Regions from separate parts of the Homo sapiens genome. Here all the other regions are linked to region 4. A link is a contact called in ENCODE Hi-C data. All regions are on one chromosome and are shown on one strand. Each heading gives the region's core, a stretch centred on a gene start or an enhancer-like site at or near the end of the contact. The rest is flanking DNA. Distances are from core to core; before and after follow the strand shown. Region 1 holds the start of NCOA1 (nuclear receptor coactivator 1). Region 2 holds the start of UBXN2A (UBX domain protein 2A). Region 3 holds the start of CENPA (centromere protein A). Region 4 holds the start of DTNB (dystrobrevin beta).

Evidence for each region. Hi-C counts contacts between places; a loop is a spot of excess contacts on that map. Pooled maps may share reads with other maps.
Region 1: a loop to region 4 is called in a map of B cell, with 9 times the contacts of the local background. The contact joins the promoter of NCOA1 here to the promoter of DTNB in region 4. A Hi-C loop is called at or near these places in 3 of 168 maps with a recorded cell type or tissue (B cell, CD8-positive, alpha-beta T cell and naive thymus-derived CD4-positive, alpha-beta T cell) and 7 of 50 pooled maps.
Region 2: a map of CD4-positive, alpha-beta T cell shows a loop between it and region 4 (9-fold over the local background). The contact joins the promoter of UBXN2A here to the promoter of DTNB in region 4. A Hi-C loop is called at or near these places in 4 of 168 maps with a recorded cell type or tissue (CD4-positive, alpha-beta T cell, CD8-positive, alpha-beta T cell and naive thymus-derived CD4-positive, alpha-beta T cell), 1 of 37 single-sample maps with no recorded cell type and 7 of 50 pooled maps.
Region 3: a loop to region 4 is called in a map of CD4-positive, alpha-beta T cell, with 4 times the contacts of the local background. The contact joins the promoter of CENPA here to the promoter of DTNB in region 4. A Hi-C loop is called at or near these places in 3 of 168 maps with a recorded cell type or tissue (CD4-positive, alpha-beta T cell, naive thymus-derived CD4-positive, alpha-beta T cell and posterior vena cava) and 4 of 50 pooled maps.

The regions. Positions count from the first base shown.
Region 1 is chr2:24,489,504-24,493,394 of GRCh38, reverse strand. It overlaps NCOA1 (nuclear receptor coactivator 1), which reads right to left and starts at 2,141. Exons shown (of 23, transcript NM_003743.5): 1 at 1,793-2,141. RefSeq lists silencers at 1,369-1,858, 2,013-2,171, 2,149-2,488.
Region 2 is chr2:23,939,111-23,943,104 of GRCh38, reverse strand. UBXN2A (UBX domain protein 2A) reads right to left here and starts at 2,642. Exons shown (of 7, transcript NM_181713.4): 1 at 2,457-2,642. RefSeq lists an enhancer at 1,896-2,005 and silencers at 2,136-2,615, 2,676-2,775, 2,637-2,832.
Region 3 is chr2:26,784,231-26,787,939 of GRCh38, reverse strand. It overlaps CENPA (centromere protein A), which reads right to left and starts at 1,884. Exons shown (of 5, transcript NM_001809.4): 1 at 1,644-1,884. The coding sequence starts at 1,743. RefSeq lists enhancers at 1,103-1,152, 1,213-1,262, 2,353-2,452, 2,714-3,483 and a silencer at 1,593-1,702.
Region 4 is chr2:25,671,674-25,675,630 of GRCh38, reverse strand. DTNB (dystrobrevin beta) reads left to right here and starts at 2,054. Exons shown (of 21, transcript NM_021907.5): 1 at 2,054-2,245. RefSeq lists silencers at 2,017-2,311, 1,676-2,605.

The DNA.
Region 1 (3,891 bases), core at 892-3,391, 1.2 Mb after region 4:
ACCTGTTCTTATAAGCAGCAGTCCTCTATTTTCTCTCTAAACCATATATTCCCAACTCAGACCCTCTCTGTGACCCACTGTTCCCAAAGCATAGAGTCTGAAGAAGAAATATAAAACATTTCGGACATTCGTTCACAAAACCAAATTAGACCTTTCCACAAAGTACAGGAGATAAAACAGAAACACTTCCATTTTATCTAATTTATGGCAAATAGTTCAAGGAATGCCTATTTGTTAAGCTGAATCAAACCCCACTGCTACCTTTAACCCAAAACTATTTCTAGTTGAAGATCCAAGAGACCTAAGCAAATACTTTCTTTTCACATTATTCTCAACATGAAGAAATCCGACCCCCTTCCTACAACATCATAGGAGGCCCCTCTGGCCAACTTTCGTTGTTATTGTTGTTGTTTTGTTTGCTTTTTTTTTGAGACTAGCCTCCAACCAATTCCAGAAGAGGAGACAAACCTCAAACAAATTTAACCCTTGAGATCCATCCCTCAACTGTATCATATAATCTACGCTTCACGGCAGTAATGTTTTAAGCAGACACTTGATTTCTTAATCACTGAAATGTAAGCACCAGCCCTCACAAATCATCGCCACAGAGATTCCTCTTGGCATCCACAGAGGGTGCTGGGACTGCAATTCACTCAAGAACCCTTTACTCACCAACATCACACTCGACATTAAAAACTCACCGTCTCCGAAGAAAAAATGTCACCTTCTGCACAAGGACACCTGCCTGTTCAACACCTCTACAAGAAACGAGGAGGGCCAAGCATGAGAGGCTAACAGATCCTCCAGCTTAAAGTTTTCCTCCCCATGAAACTCTCCGGACACAACACCGTGGCCTGTCCTTGTCACACACACACAGGCTGTATTGTCAACCCCTCCGTCTCCCTCTAACGTCGTCAGACTGGGCAGTGTCTACCCATGGGGGTAACTGCTTTTAAATAAAATAAAAAAGCAGCCACCACAGCTGGGTAGTAAGGACTGGAGACCCTGGGTGTCCGATTTTTTCAGGTCTTTTACAAGGGACTAGAGAGCGGCCCGAATTCTGTCACTGCCCACTAACCAACCCCACCTCCCAATCGCCTCGTCAACATGTTTGCTTCCCTTCCTCGGCCCTTTCGGCTGAATCCCAGGAAGGGGACCAAACCCGGGCCGCGACAGGAACATGTCCAGTATCCATCCCATGTCTACCTCCGAAACCCCTTCTCGGGAGAAGGGGCGAGCAAGCGCGCCGGGGTCAAACCCAAGCGCCGTCGAGGGCTGCGCCGACGGAGAGGGACGCCGCGGTCGCCCCCATTTCGCGGTCCCGGCAGGCGAGATTCCGAGAGGTGAGCGGGCCGGCCAAGGTCACGGCGTCGTCGGGGCCGAGGGGCGCCCGCGCCGACTTCCGGCTCCCCCTCTCGGCGGCGGCCCGGGGCGCCCGCTCCCCACGCCGGGCAGGCGGCCGCGCAGCTCGCACCCCCTCCGCGGATGCTCGCCCTCTCCGCGCTAACTAGGGCAACTGGAAAAGAGGCGGAGAGAAGTCGCTGCTGCAGCGATTTCCCCCGGCGGGGAGCAGCCCCCAGCTGGTGCCCGTGACAGCTGCGACCTCCGCCCCCTCCAGCCGCGCCGGGCCGCGAGGGGAACTCGGGGAAGTGGGAGGAGGATGGAGCGGGAGAAAGGAGAGCAGGGGGCGGAGGGGCGCCAGCTGCTCCCCGCCCCCTAGGGCCTCCGCGGCCGCGCGGCTCGTGACAGCTGCACCCACCGGGAGGCTCCGCACCCGCAGCCCGCCACTCACCTGCCGCCGCCGCCTCTGGGCCCCGCTCACCGGCGCCGCACTCGTCCGCGACCGTGGCGGCGGCGCCGCCCCGGCCTCCGCCGCTCCTCGGGCCCGGCGCCGCGGCTCTCCGGCCCCCTCCTCCGGAGCAGGGGTCCCCCCGCAGGGGGATGCAGAGGGAACCTGACGCAGGCTCCGCTCGAGGGAGCAGCAGCGAACAGGCGGCGGAGGCCCTCAAGGCCGCGAGGCAGCCGTCGGAGGACAGAGCTCAGCAAATCGCGTCAGACTCCCGCTCGCCCGGCCTGAAGAACAGGCATTTCAGCCGCTCTCCGCGGCCGCCATGTTCTCCTCCTCGGCCGCCACCGCCGCCGCCGCCACCGCCCCCCGCTCGCGGCACCGCCCCCTTCGCGCCCCGCCCCGCCCCGCCCGTTCCCGGCCGCCCGCCTGCCCGCCCGCCGCACTTCCCCTGCCGGCTCCGGCCGCCCGGGCCGCCGCGACCCGGTGCCCGCGAGCTCCGACAGTGCGCCCGGGACAGCGCGCCCCCAGCCCGCCGGGCCTGCCGGGCCCGCCGAGCGAGGAACCGCCCCGCGCCCTCTGCCGGCCCGCCCCAGCCGGCGTCCTAACGAAGTGTGGGAAAGGAGGCCCGAACTCTTCCCCGCCCGTCTCAACTCCTCCCCGCCCCTCTCCTGCCCTCCCCTCGGGGCGTTCCTCCCACTGCTGCCGGGAAGCGGCCTCGAACACCAGGGCGCTCGCAGCTAGGCCGCCGGGCCTGCCGCCTCCCGCTGTTCTTTATCTTTCTGGGAAGGTGTCGGAGCGGCGAGAGGCCCTGCGGACGGGGCGGAGTCGGCTCCGGGCCTGTCCCTCCACTCGGGCGTTCTGTTACTTTGAGCGAGACATATCCCGCGGGCCTCGTTTTTTATTCTGTAAAATTGGGAGGTGGTTGCCTAGATGATTTCACAGGCTATTAGACAAGAGAAAAGGAAGATCGTCTGCCCCCTTCGTTTTACAGATGAAAAGATCTGCCTGACCCGTTCTGGCTCTGCAATTCCATGAATTATCTAAAATGTCTGTCATTCACAGATCTTTCCCCTCAAGGGGCCCACACCTTTCTTCTTATCTCCCTTTTCTTTTTTTTTTTTTTTTAACTTCTCTAATAGAAGTGCTACTTCCAAAAGTAGAGTGTTCTTGTCACCAGAGGAATCGAACAGCGGCTGAACAGCCTCTCTGAGCTGCGATGGCCTTATCTGGACCGCATCCCGCATTCCAAAGGCTGGCAATGCAATATATACCTATGTCTCTCCCTGGGTTGTCCTAAGCATGAATGAGTCACTCGCCGTGGAAGTGCCTTGTAAAGCATACATCTGTCCATTCCTTTCTTTTATTCTTACCCCATTTCGCACTCTTACCCTTCCTCAATCCTGTCCTGCTGCTGCTGTCTCCCGGCGTTTCCTGCTGTTTCGCTTCCTGTGTGTTCTCCCCTAAATCAATCTCTGTAAATCCTTAAGCCCTTCCCACCCTTCTCCCAACTGGGGAACCTGACAGCCTTGAAAACACCAATCTCCGTGGCAGCTCTCTGAGTCGACGGGCAGCTTCTTTCACAGGCAGGTACTACTGTATGCTTTCACCATCCTCTTCCTATCCTTGTCACGCTCATAAAGTAATCGCTAGACCACACCCCCACATGCATTCATATATTCATTCATTTATATATTCATTCCCCTGATTCTTATCGGAGACCTACTACTGGGGCCCTAGGTGCATCTCCTGAGCTCTGGCTTAGCAGTACCTCTAGCCACCCGCAGAGTCCCTATCCCCAATAATAGCTGAAAATACCCGGGCACTCATGAGTTTCGTCCCCTAATGTAGGGCCTACTTCCCAATCTAGTCCAATGCAGACTGTGTGAAAGTGCCTTGTTCTAGCCTCTGGTGCCAACAAATGAGCCACTTGTGCAAGGTACTCCTGTCTCCACTAGACTCTAGTAAGTGCTGAAGGCCAAATCTAGTGGCCACTTCAGTCCTACTGTCGTGTGGCCTTTCTACAGCACGTGATACTGCTAACTCCTCCTTTTTGAAACTCTCCTCCCTTGTCTTCAATATGAGTCTCTCTACCTGATTTCTGA
Region 2 (3,994 bases), core at 1,393-3,892, 1.7 Mb after region 4:
GCATGCCTGTAATCCCAGCTACTCGGGAGGCTGAGGCAGGAGAATCGTTTGAACCCGGGAGGCAGAGGTTGCAGTGAGCGGAGATTGCACCACAGCACTCCTGCCTGTGCGAGACTCCGTCTCAAAAAAAAAAAAAAGTTGTTTGTAGTAAGACTTACCTTGCTTTAAACTTTTTTTTTTTCTGACGGAGGTAAACCTTTAAACGACTTCCTATTACTGTTAAAATAACATCCAAGTCATTTGGGTAATATTACGGGAGAGTTCATTGTACTGTTCTCTCCCTACATTTGAGTGGTTTGAAAAGTTTTCTATAAAAGTTTAAAAAAGAAAAAGAAACAGAAAAAGCTGGTCCCAAATCCTTAACATTGCTTAAAAGGCCCTGCATCAGCCGGGCACGGTGGCTCACGTCTGTAATCCCAGCACTCTGGGAGGCCGAGGTGGGTGGATCACCAGAGGTCAGGATTTTGAGACCAGTCTGACCAACACAGTGAAACTCCATCTCTACTAAAAATACAAAAATTAGCCGGGCATGGTGGCGCGCATTATAGTCCCAGCTACTCGGGAGGCTGAGGCAGGAGAATCGCTTGAATCCGGAAGAGATTGCAGTGAGCCAAGATCGTGCCGCTGCACTCCAGCCTGGGTGACAGAGCGAGACTCTGTAACAAAAAAAAAAAAAAAAAAAAAAGCCCTGCATCATCTCTTTGGCCCTAACCTACTTTATCACAGCACCCTTTTGCTTTCCACACAACAACTGCTGAAGTTCCTGAAATGACCATCTTCCCTAGCCTCCGCGCCATCTATTTCCTTTGCCTGAGCCTTTCTTCTCTCCTTTGGGAGTCATCTTCCCCTAATTCCTATTTATCCCTAATATCTAAGCTCAAAGATTACTTTCCTAGGAAAACTTTCCCAGCTTGGATAAGTCCCCCTGTTACCTTCTCTCACAAACAACTTACATTCTTTATTTTAGCCTCTGTCTTTGCTTATTGGCATTTATTTGTGTGATTATTTATTTTATTTTACTTTTTGAGATGGAGTCCCGCTCTGTCACCCAGGCTGGAGTGCAGTGGCACCATCTTGGCTCACTGCAACCTCTACCTCTCGCCGGCTCAAGCTATTCTCCTGCCTCAGTTTTTCTGAGTAGCTGGGATTACAGACGCCCCCCATCACGCCCAGCTAATTTCTGTATTTTTAGTAGAGAGAGACGGGGTTTCACCATGTTAGCCAGGCTGGTCTAGAACTGCTGACCTCAGGTGATCTGCCCACCTCAGCCTTTCAAAGTGCTGGGATTACAGGCGTGAGCCATCGCTCCGGGCCCTGATTATTTGCTTAATATCTGTTTTGCCCAATGACACTGTAGAGTCTAAAGGCAGAGTCTGTAATTGTCACTATTGTATCCTTAGCATTCAGTACACAGTAGGTACTAAAATTTTTTTGAATGAAAAAAATTAAATCAAGTGTATGCTAATTATTATACATTATTAAATTAAAATGCAAGTAAAGTACCCTCCACAGTGCCCAGCTGAAAACAACTGCTCAGTAAGTGTGAGCTTCCATTAACACTGGACTGCAGTCAGCCTCATATCATTAGTGTGCTTAACCACTCCCTCCTGCACACATTTTTTACACATTTTTGGACTCCGCCAGTGCCTAGCACTAACATTAGTGTTATAAAAAGATACTCTGTATTCACTGAATTTAATTGCCTTTTAAATAAATCCGACTTTCAGCATATTTAGAAAGAAGACACAACATGAACTTTTAAAGTTTCCCCCCTAAAAACAAACTGCAACCGGCCAGACTTCATACTACCACATTATTTTCTGCATTCGCATCAAAACAAATCAGCAGTTTCCTATCTTTACTTATCTCAAATTACGTACATAGGAACTCAACGCTGGATGCCACACGAACATTCATCATTGCTGACAAGTAATAAACTCTTTTATTACTGGCAGCGAAAAGGAAAAAAAAAAGGCACAAAGAAGAAATTAAGGAAACGTGAAATCAGCGAACACCAGGCCTTCAAAACATCAGAGAAAGTGAGTGGTGGGAGTCGGGTGAAGTCACTAATAGGCATACTTTGTATCACTGGACTGCGATCGTGCAGCGTTCGCCTTTGAAAATAGAAACATTGTGTTGCGCATAACTGTAAGTTTCGGAACGCCCTGCGAGAGAACCAGGAGCTGTGCCTTCAGCTAGCTCGCAAGTCAAGCCGCAGGCGAGTCAGGGGCTCGGGGTCGCCGCTCACCTGGGCTGGGCGGGACCCTGGCTCGGGCTCCGCCGCCGGCGCCCCTTCCCGAGTCGCAAACACGCGGCCCTCCGGAGCGAGACTCCCCCCGACACCGACGATCCGCGGCGGCCAAGCCACAGGCCGCGACCCCTCGGCCCCAGCCGGCAGGCGACCGCCCCGCCCCGCCCTCACCCCGCCGGACGCGGCGCGGCCCCGGGACGCTCACCTCCGGGCACGGCCTCCCGGCCTCGGCCTCACTCAGCTCAGGCACCGCAGGCACCGTTTGGCCGCGGGCTCCGTTTGGCTGGAGCCCTTCAGAGCCGGAGCGCCGCCGCCCCAGACCGCCTCAGGTTCCGCGGCCGCGCCGCTGAGATCCCGCCAGCCTCTCTCGGTCTTCGCCAGGCGCCCAAGCGCGCGCCGACGCCGGCTCCGCGCAGACCCGAGGAGCGCGCGCGGACGCGGGGGCGCGCCGAGGGCGGGGCTTGCCGCGGCCGGGCGCTTCAAGTCCCGGCGGGAACGGCGCTAATGGCCGCCTCCCCTTCCCACCACTGGCCCGGCGGCTAGCTGCCTTCATGGGTAGGGGAGATGCAGGCAGCTCGGTGTGTGCTCACCAGAGAACCCAGAGTGTGCTTACCTGGGTACCTCCTCAGCCTCAGAAACCATGGAGAGACATCCCTGCATTCTGACAATGTTGAACTTGACCTGAGCCCTGTGGACAACGAAGTTGAAGAAACCCCCACCCACCTTTTTTTTTTTTTTTTTTTGAGACTAAATCTCGCTCTTGTCCCCCAGGTTGGAATACAATGGCGCGATCTTGGCTCACCGCAACCTCCGCCTCCCGGATTCGAGCGATTCTCCTGCCTCAGCCTCCGGAGTAGCTGGGATTACAGGCGCCTGCCAGCACGCCCGGCTAATTTTTGTATTTTTAGTAGAGACGGGGTTTCACCATGTTGGCCAGGCTGGTCTTGAACTCCTGACCTCAGGTGATCCGCCCGCCTTGGTCTCCCAATGTGCTGGGATTACAGGCGTGAGCCACCGCGCCCGGCCCCTTTGTGTTCCTAAAAGGACTTACTACACGCAACCGCCCTTCCGCATGTGACTTTGTCAGGACTCAAGGATGCCCCCGTCGTTAGCTGTGACAAGGTCAGGCCCAGACCCTCTAAATTCCAGTTCTTCGCCTCGCAAATAGTTAGCTGACCTGCCTGTACTCACGATGTGGACAAATCCCGGCTGCCTTGACTTGACAGGACTTGAGTGAAGCAGCTCTCCCTGGGCCTCTCTACACGGTGACCGAGCCTCAGCCGCAGCCAGCGAGCAGCCCTCCTCATCCACCGCCTGAAAATAGACGGACCCCAGGGAAACAGTCTCTGTATAGTCTCATCGCTGCCACCTCCAGTCTTCTCCCCACTTCCCCACACCCGGGTCTTTCTAGCCCTGTTCACTCATCTCTGTAAAAGGAAAGCCCTTTTCTGCCTGACCCAGGAGATCGCTGCAGATCTCATGGTTGGAGAGTTCTCCCGGTTGCTGTAGCCTCCCCCAATCCCCACTCTCAGTTGCAATAGTTTCTTTCCCTTTTCTTGGATCTCTTCCACTGAACTCTCTCCTTACGTATATCCAGATTTGTTTTTTATTTTATAGTCCAGCATTCTCCCAATTGCAACAGTCCTTCTTCCTATTGCAATAGTTCTCCACCCTTATTGCAATAGTCCTTTTCCCCCCTGTTGCAATAATCCTTTCCGAATAAAGTCTCGGTTTGCCTAAATC
Region 3 (3,709 bases), core at 635-3,134, 1.1 Mb before region 4:
AATAAAATGTGTAGAAATGAAAACGGAAGATTCAAAAGTTATTTGCAGATGACATAATAGTCTACTTAAAAATTCCAACTGGAGCAACTAAAAACGACTAGGGTGAACGAGAATTCAGCAAGTTGGCTGGAAGCAAAGGTTAAATCCTCGTGTTTTGGGAAAGAAAAAAAATCCCATTCGCAACAGCAACATCTAGAAACAACCTACTCCAGCCTAGGCAACATGGCAAAATCCCACCTCTACTAAAAATACAAAAAATTAGCCGGCATGGTGGCATATGCCTGTAGTCCCAGCTACTCGGGAGGCTGAGCTGGGAGAAGCACCTGAGCCTGGGAAGTTGAGGCTGCAGTGAACCCTCGTGGCATCACTGCACTCCAACCTGGGCGATGGGTCTCAAAAAAAAAACAACAAAAAACCAAAAAGCCGGCCGGGCGCGGTGGCTCACGCCTGTAATCCCAGCACTTTGGGAGACCGAGGTGGGCGGATCACGAGGTCAGGAGATCAAGACCATCCTGGCTAACACGGTGAAACCCTGTCTCTACCAAAAATACAAAAAATTAGCCGGGCGTGGTGGTAGGCGCCTGTAGTCCCAGCTACTCGGGAGGCTGAGGCAGGAGAAGGGCGTGAACCCAGGAGGCGGAGCTTGCCGTGAGCGGAGATCGCGCCACTGCACTCCAGCCTGGGCGACAAAGCCTGACTCCGTCTCCAAAACAAAACAAAAAACCCAAAAAAGCCTGTAGGCACAGTGGCTCATGCCTGCAATCCCAGCACTTTGGGAGGCCCAGGCAGGAGGATCACTTGAGGCCAGGAGTTTGAGACCAGCCTGGGTAACACAGGGAGACCCAGTCTCTACAAAAAGCAATGAAACAAATAAACTACAATACACTTCCCATCTTCCTCATAGCTACGTAGCAAGAGTTAAGAGATAAGTAAAGCAGCTGTTGCCACCATGTACCATACAGGCATCTGCCTCCTCCTGCCGTTGGGTCTCCCATCCACCAGCCCACCATAGACAATTAAGACACAGACTTCGGCCCCTTTTCCCGGACACAAGCTCTGGAAGGCAACAGAGTGAGCAGCGCAGAGGGCCTCGGTTCAAGGCCTAACAGCCTCTCCCGGAAGGGAAAAAAAACCCCTGAAAGACACCTCCTAAGAGGACTCCTGTTTGAAATCGTCACCGAAAGCAGTCAATACTTTTGCAATTTAAAAATGCACAAACACAGAGGATTGGAAATCCCGTGTCCGCCAGAACACCAAGTTGTGTGACTCTGCTCAAGCTCTCTGGCCTGTGCCTCGGCTTTCTCATTAGCTGTAAAATGGGCACAATATGAAGCTGAGATAACGCACGAACAGTGGGAGGCAATGCCTGGTTGGCGGTGGGCGGTGGGCGCTGGGTAACCACTAGTCCTAACAAGAAGACGGCGTTAGGAGCCAAGTGGCTAAGCCGGTCCCTTCCCGCTTTCGGAACCGCCTGCTCCAGCCCCTCGCAGGGCTGGCACCGCCCGTGCCCGGAGCGGATGCCGGACGGCGGAACCGCGTTGTCCCCCAACAGGGAAGTGCCACGGGATCGGGACTCGGGAGATCCGGGCTCCGCCTGCGAGCCTCGGTTTTCTCCTCTTCGAGATGGGGCCGCGGCCGGTTACCTAAGGAGGGGCCCCGCCGGGAGGGGCCGGGGGTCGGGGTCGGGCTCGGGCTGCGCCTCCTCGGGGCCTCGGGCTTTCGGCTCCGGCGGCGCGGGCCCATGACACGCCGCAGAGGGTGCTGGCGCCCGGTCCCACGGCTCCTGCTCGGGCTGCCGGGTCCGGGAGCGAAAGGCTGGCTTCTGGGGAGCCCAGAGAACGCTGTGCCGCGAGCCTCACATGAGCCGGTGCTTGGCAGAAGTCCGCGCCGCTCGCGTTCAAATCGCTCGCTCCGCCCACTTCACGGCCGGCGTTTTTTAAAACCCGAATCCAGCGACTCCCAGTGGCTGACTCTGGAACGCCCCTTACGTAGAGCGACTGCAGGTAGGGCCAATGAGAGTATGCACCGAGACACAAATATAGCGGCGATGATAGGAGGACAGGGGAGACTGATGGTAAAATCAACCAATAGACAACTAAAGAGATGGGGCGGGAAATTCTCCTGCCCCCTGCTTGCCAATCTGGTTGCTGGTCTTTGCGGGACCGTACTGACGTCCTCAGGTGCCCTCCAGTCAAAACACCGAAGCTCAGTTTGGAACGTGGATGGTGTGTTTGTAGAACGTGCTTTCTAGAAAAGTCGCTTTCCTCAAACATTTTATGCTTTGCCTTAGCAACGCAGAGATGGCTTTTAAAGATGAGGAAACAGACCCATAGAGAATGTGACAACCCCGTGTCGTATCTGCGACTCTCCCAGGAACTATCCACAGATATACTCAGAATCCAGTTCAACTGCATAAACTTTGCTGACGCTTGGGGTCGCGGGGACGGCGGGATCGGCGGGGCTTTGAGAATAAGGTCCGGGCAGGGCAGGCCTCGGCACTATAGCAACGCAATCGTCCCAAAAAAATGCTCTCTTCCCTTTGTTGGGGATAATAAAAATTCAAGTCATGTCCCGGTATGTAGAATAAGGGGAATTTTAATTTTCTAAATTTTATTTCTTGCATTTTCTAAATGTTCTACAGTGAACATGTAATCAGGAAAAATGTTATAAAATTAGTGATTTCATGGAACCCTTGTGCATTGCTGGTGGGAGTGTAAAATGCTGCGGCTGCTGTGAAAAATAGTATTGGTGGTTCCTCAAAAAATCAAAAATAGAATTACCAGATGATCCAGTAATTCCACTTCTGGCTAAATATCCAAAAGAATTTAAATATAGCCAGGGACTTGAACAGATATTCTCACACCCATGTTGATAGCGGCATTCTTCACAACAGCCCGAAGGCAGAAACAGCCTGAATACACACCAACAGATGAACGGATAAACAAAATGGGGTGTATACCACAATGTTATTCAGCCTTTAAAAGGAAGGGAATTCTGACACCTGCTGCAACATAGATGAACCTTGAGGACGTTATGCTAAGTGAAATAAAGCAGTCCACCAAGGGACAAATGCTGGGCTGGGGTGCGGTGGTTCATGCCTGTAATCCCAGCGCTTTGGGAGGCCAAGTTGTTCGGAACCACTGAGTTCGAGTTCGAGTCCAACCTGGCCAACATGGCGAAACTCCATCTTGCCGAGCGTGGTGGCTCACGCCTGTAAACCCAGCACTCTGGGAGGCCGAGGCAGGCAGATCACCCGAGGTCAGGAGTTCAAGACCAGCATGGCCAACATGGCGATACCCCGTCTCTACTAAAAATATAAAAATTTGCCAGGTGCTGTGGCTCACGCCTGTAATCCCAGCTACTCAGGAGGCTGAGGCAGAGTTGCTTGAACCTGAAAGGCGGAGGTTGCAGTGAGCCGAAATCATGCCACGGCACTCCAGCCTAGGCGACAAGAGTGAGACTCTGTCTCAAAAAAAAAAAAAAAAAAAAAAGAGAAGGGGAAGGAGAAGGAGGAGAAGGAAGAAAGAAACCCCACCTCTACCAAAGATACACACACACACAAATTAGCCCGGGCGTGCAGATGTATGCCTGTCGCCCCAGCTACTCAGGAGGCTGAGGTGGGAGAATCGCTCGAGTCCAGGAGGTTGAGGCTGAACTGAGCCATGATTGTGGCACTGCACTCCAGCCTGGGCGACAGAGTGGCACCTCT
Region 4 (3,957 bases), core at 805-3,304:
AAAACTCAGAGAGGGACTAGTAACTGAAGCAGAATCTAGAGGGACAGCGAAAGGGTTTCTTCCTTTTTCTTGAGGACAGGAAAAGCTTAAACATGAATAGATGATGAAGGAAAGAGACAAGTAAAGAGAAGTTGGTAATTTTGGAGTGAGAGGGGGAGAATGATTGAAAGGTGTTTGAAAAGTTTTCTGAGGATGTGGGAGGTGAAGAAATAGAGAACAGAGATGGAGAGATGCCAATACAGTGTCCTTGAAGTATTTAATTCCCTTATGGTTTAGGATTGTCTAGTCCACATATTGAAATTACCTTGGTTTCAATCAATAAACCGAACATATCAAGCGATATTTACACATTTATTTTATATTATTTACACATCTTTTCTCCAAAGAACAGAATCAATGTTTTACCCCTCTCAATGCCTTCCACATAGGGGGTGCTCAAAAAGGGCAAATAAAGAAGCTAGAGGTCTCTTACCTGTATTCTGAGTATCTTAATATGTACAAAACATAGCCAAGACCGTGCCTACAAGAGATAAGTCTCCTCAAGCATGAAAATATTCACACACTTCATATATGTAAGGTAAAAGGTAAAATGTCCATCTTTATTTATTTATTTTGAGACGGAGTCTCACTCTCTTGCCCAGACTTGGAGTACAGTGGTGCGATCTCGACTCACTGCAACCTCTGCCTCCTAGGTTCAGGCGATTCTCCTGCCTCAGCCTCCCAAGTAGCTGGGATTACGGCGTACACCACCACGCCCGGCTAATTTTTGTATTTTTAGTAGAGACAGAGTTTCGCCATGTTGGCCAGGCTGGTCTCGAACCCCTGACCTCAAGTGATCCGTCTGCCTCAGCCTCCCAAAGTGCTGGGATTACAGGCGTGAGCCTCCGCGGCAGGCCAGAAAATGCTCATCTTTTGAGGAACCTATTTGTTCCCATTTAACAAAGTTGGTTATCAGCATTTCCTTCACCATAGGAGTTTAAAAATAAAAAGAGGAGAGGAGGAGGAAGAGGGTGTTCTAAAGGCAGGCAGGCAGGCAGGCAGGCAGCAGCAGGAGGTGGCACGATCTGCCTTACCGTAAGGTGCCAAAAAGCAGTGAAAACCATACTCCCAGCATGCAGGCCTGGGGTCGCTTAGCTCTGGAGCTTACAGCCTTCATCATTGACCAATAGCCCCCAAAGGACGTTGCTGTTTTGAGTCTTAAGTAACGTTGAGAATGACCATTTGAACCATTCAAAAAGTCCTTGCTATATTCTAATTTGGCACCATCTCCTGTATTTCACAGTTTGGAAAGAATTCTATAAAAGATGGATAACAGTAAAACACAAAAAAGCTGGTGCTGAGATGGTAAACCTGGCTGCCCCGGCTCCTTTGCCCAAACTGTTTTCCCAGCCCTAATGTCCTCCCTTTTTCCTCCTAGGACTTCTTTTTCTTCCTTCGAGGTTGACCATAAATGCCGCCTCTAGCCCTCTGCGGCGTCCAAGCAGAAGTCGTCTCTAGCTTCTGTGCCAGCATCGCACCGTGGCTTGGCTCTGCACGGGTCATCGGACTTGGTTGTGTACATGGCTGTTTTCCCCGCTAAGTTTGGGGCGCCTCGAGCCCAGGCGCCGTGACCGTGATCGTGCGCCCACAGGCACCTGGTGCAGCGCGGGGCGCACGCCGCGGCTGGGCTAGCTTGCGGAGTTCACGGGGGTCACTCGGGCACAGGCTTGTGACCCAGGCGCGGAGAATGATTCACGGGGTGGCTCTTTGCATTCTTTGTCGGGTAGTCACGTCGGGCCGGGCACCCCGCCGACGGATACCTGCGGATGGAAAGACACCCGGCCCGACGCCAGCGAGCGGGAGAAGCCTGGATGGAGCCAGCTTCCCGCCTGCCCGGAACCCGCCGGCGACCGGTGGGCGGGGCGCGGCCGCGGGGGCGGGGTGGAGGGGGGTTGCTCGGCCGCTCCCGCCCCCTCCCCGCGCGCGGAAGCCACGCCCCCGGCCGCGCGCTCGCGCTGGGCGCGCGCCCGCCCATCCGCCCTCCGCCCTCCGCCCTCGCGCCCTCGCGCCGGGGGCGGGCGCTGCGCGTGCCGGGCGGAGAAGCGGCGCGAGCCGGGCGCTGCGAACGTTCGCCGCGGGGGTGGCTCCGGGGCCTGAGTAGGCGCTGCCGCTGCCTCAGCCGAGGGGGCTGGGCCGGAGCGTGCGGAGGAGTGAGGCCGCAGGAGACCTTCCCGACGACCCCTGCTCCGGCGGGGAAGTGAGCAAGGTGGGGGTCTGCGGCCGCCGCCGGGGCTGTGGGGAGACGAGCTGGGCTGGAGCCTCGCGCCCGCGAGGTGCGGGACGGCAGCTCGCGCTGCGCCGGGACTGGGGACCCGGGAGCCTGCGGGTGCGGCGCTGCAGGAGTCGGGGAGGGCGCGGGGAGCCGGGGCCGCTGCACCGCGCGCGGCTGCGAGGTGGGACGGCGCGGCTAGCCCCGGAGGGACAGGCAGAGGGGATGCGGCGGATCCCGGGCCGGGAGGGGTATCGGGGTCCGGAACGCGCCGGGGCACGGGCGCGAGCGGGGGCCCGGCGCCGGGCTGATGCTGCCCGAGCCCGGCTCGCCTGGAGGCGGCTCTGCGTTAGGTGCTGAAGGGGCGAGTGAGGCAGGTCCTGGCAGAGGGCAGGTGAGGCGGGCAGGCCCTGGCAGAGGGAAGGGTATTTATTTCAGATCACCCCAAATCACTGTTTCCCGAGGCGCCTAATAGCGAACCTGTCCAGGAGGTCACCCTGGACAGGAAAGAAGTGTCCCGAGACGAGGATGCCGGTGACGAATACTTGCCCTTAAATTCCTGTGCCAGGCCTTGGGATTAGGAAGACCTTCCAGCTACCGTAGGTAGAGACCCGTAGTCAGCACTGGGGCCACGAAATAGTATGGAACACCGTCATGTTATTGAGGTGCTGACAGTGTGGCTGTGAAGATATGCACATGAAATACAAAGGAGCGTCGAATTTTATGTCGCATGCCCTATTTACTTTCGGTCTCTTTTGTCTTTTCCCAGTATTGGGAAATTGGAGCCATAAATTGCGTGGTTTTGGGGATAAAGCAGAAAGGTCAAAAGAAGCCTATGGGAGAAATTTGGGAGAGTTTTGAAGGCTCCTACGGGTAACATTTAAAGGGGGCTCTTAGATGGGGAAAAAAGACGTTTGGAAAGAAAGGAAGTTTCCTTCCTTCCCATCTAGAAATAAGCTCCATGACTATTGACTGCTAAATCTTCAGAATGTTGCCTGGCTCACAGCGGTTGAGCCATAAGTGTCTATTGCATGAATGAATGGACAAGCAAGGTTTGGCCACATTTGCCATGGAGCAGTGTCAGTCACTCTAGTGTTAGGGAAGGTTGCTGGATTTCTCCTGTTCCACAAGTTCTCTCTCTCTGCCTCTTTTTTTTTTTTTTTTTTTTTTTTTTTTTTTGCTATGCGAGGCAACCCCGGTTCTGAGGTCTGGGCACGTTAAAGCAATGGCTAAGGCGGCGAGGTCTTGGTTTCTGTGGCCATGCTACCACTTTCCCATGTGTCTTTCATGTTGGCCTTCAAGAGCTTGCTCCTTGGCCTGTTGCTTGAGATCATCCCATTTTGTTCCTTCTCCCATTGGCTTTTTCTATTACTTGAGAAGGAAGAGGGTAGTGTTGTCTAGAGAACACTTTTTCATTTTGGTCCTGGTTCTTGGGTCTTAGACCTGTAGTGCGAGGCTGTTGGTGCCTCTGCTTTTCTGTAAGGGCTGGAATTCTACCTGTGCTCTGCCTTGGTTGAATCTCTGAACTCTGGAGCTCCAGGCTGCTGTTTCAGTAACCTGGGTTGCAGTGCCTGTTGGGTTACTTTGTCTGCCAAATTAAAACTTGACCTTTTATGAGTTCTCTAAGGATTTTTATCATGCATAAGTGGAATTGCCTTTGAAAGGGGTTGTGCAGTCAAGGTAGTGCTGGCAGAGTTTTTGGATGTCCA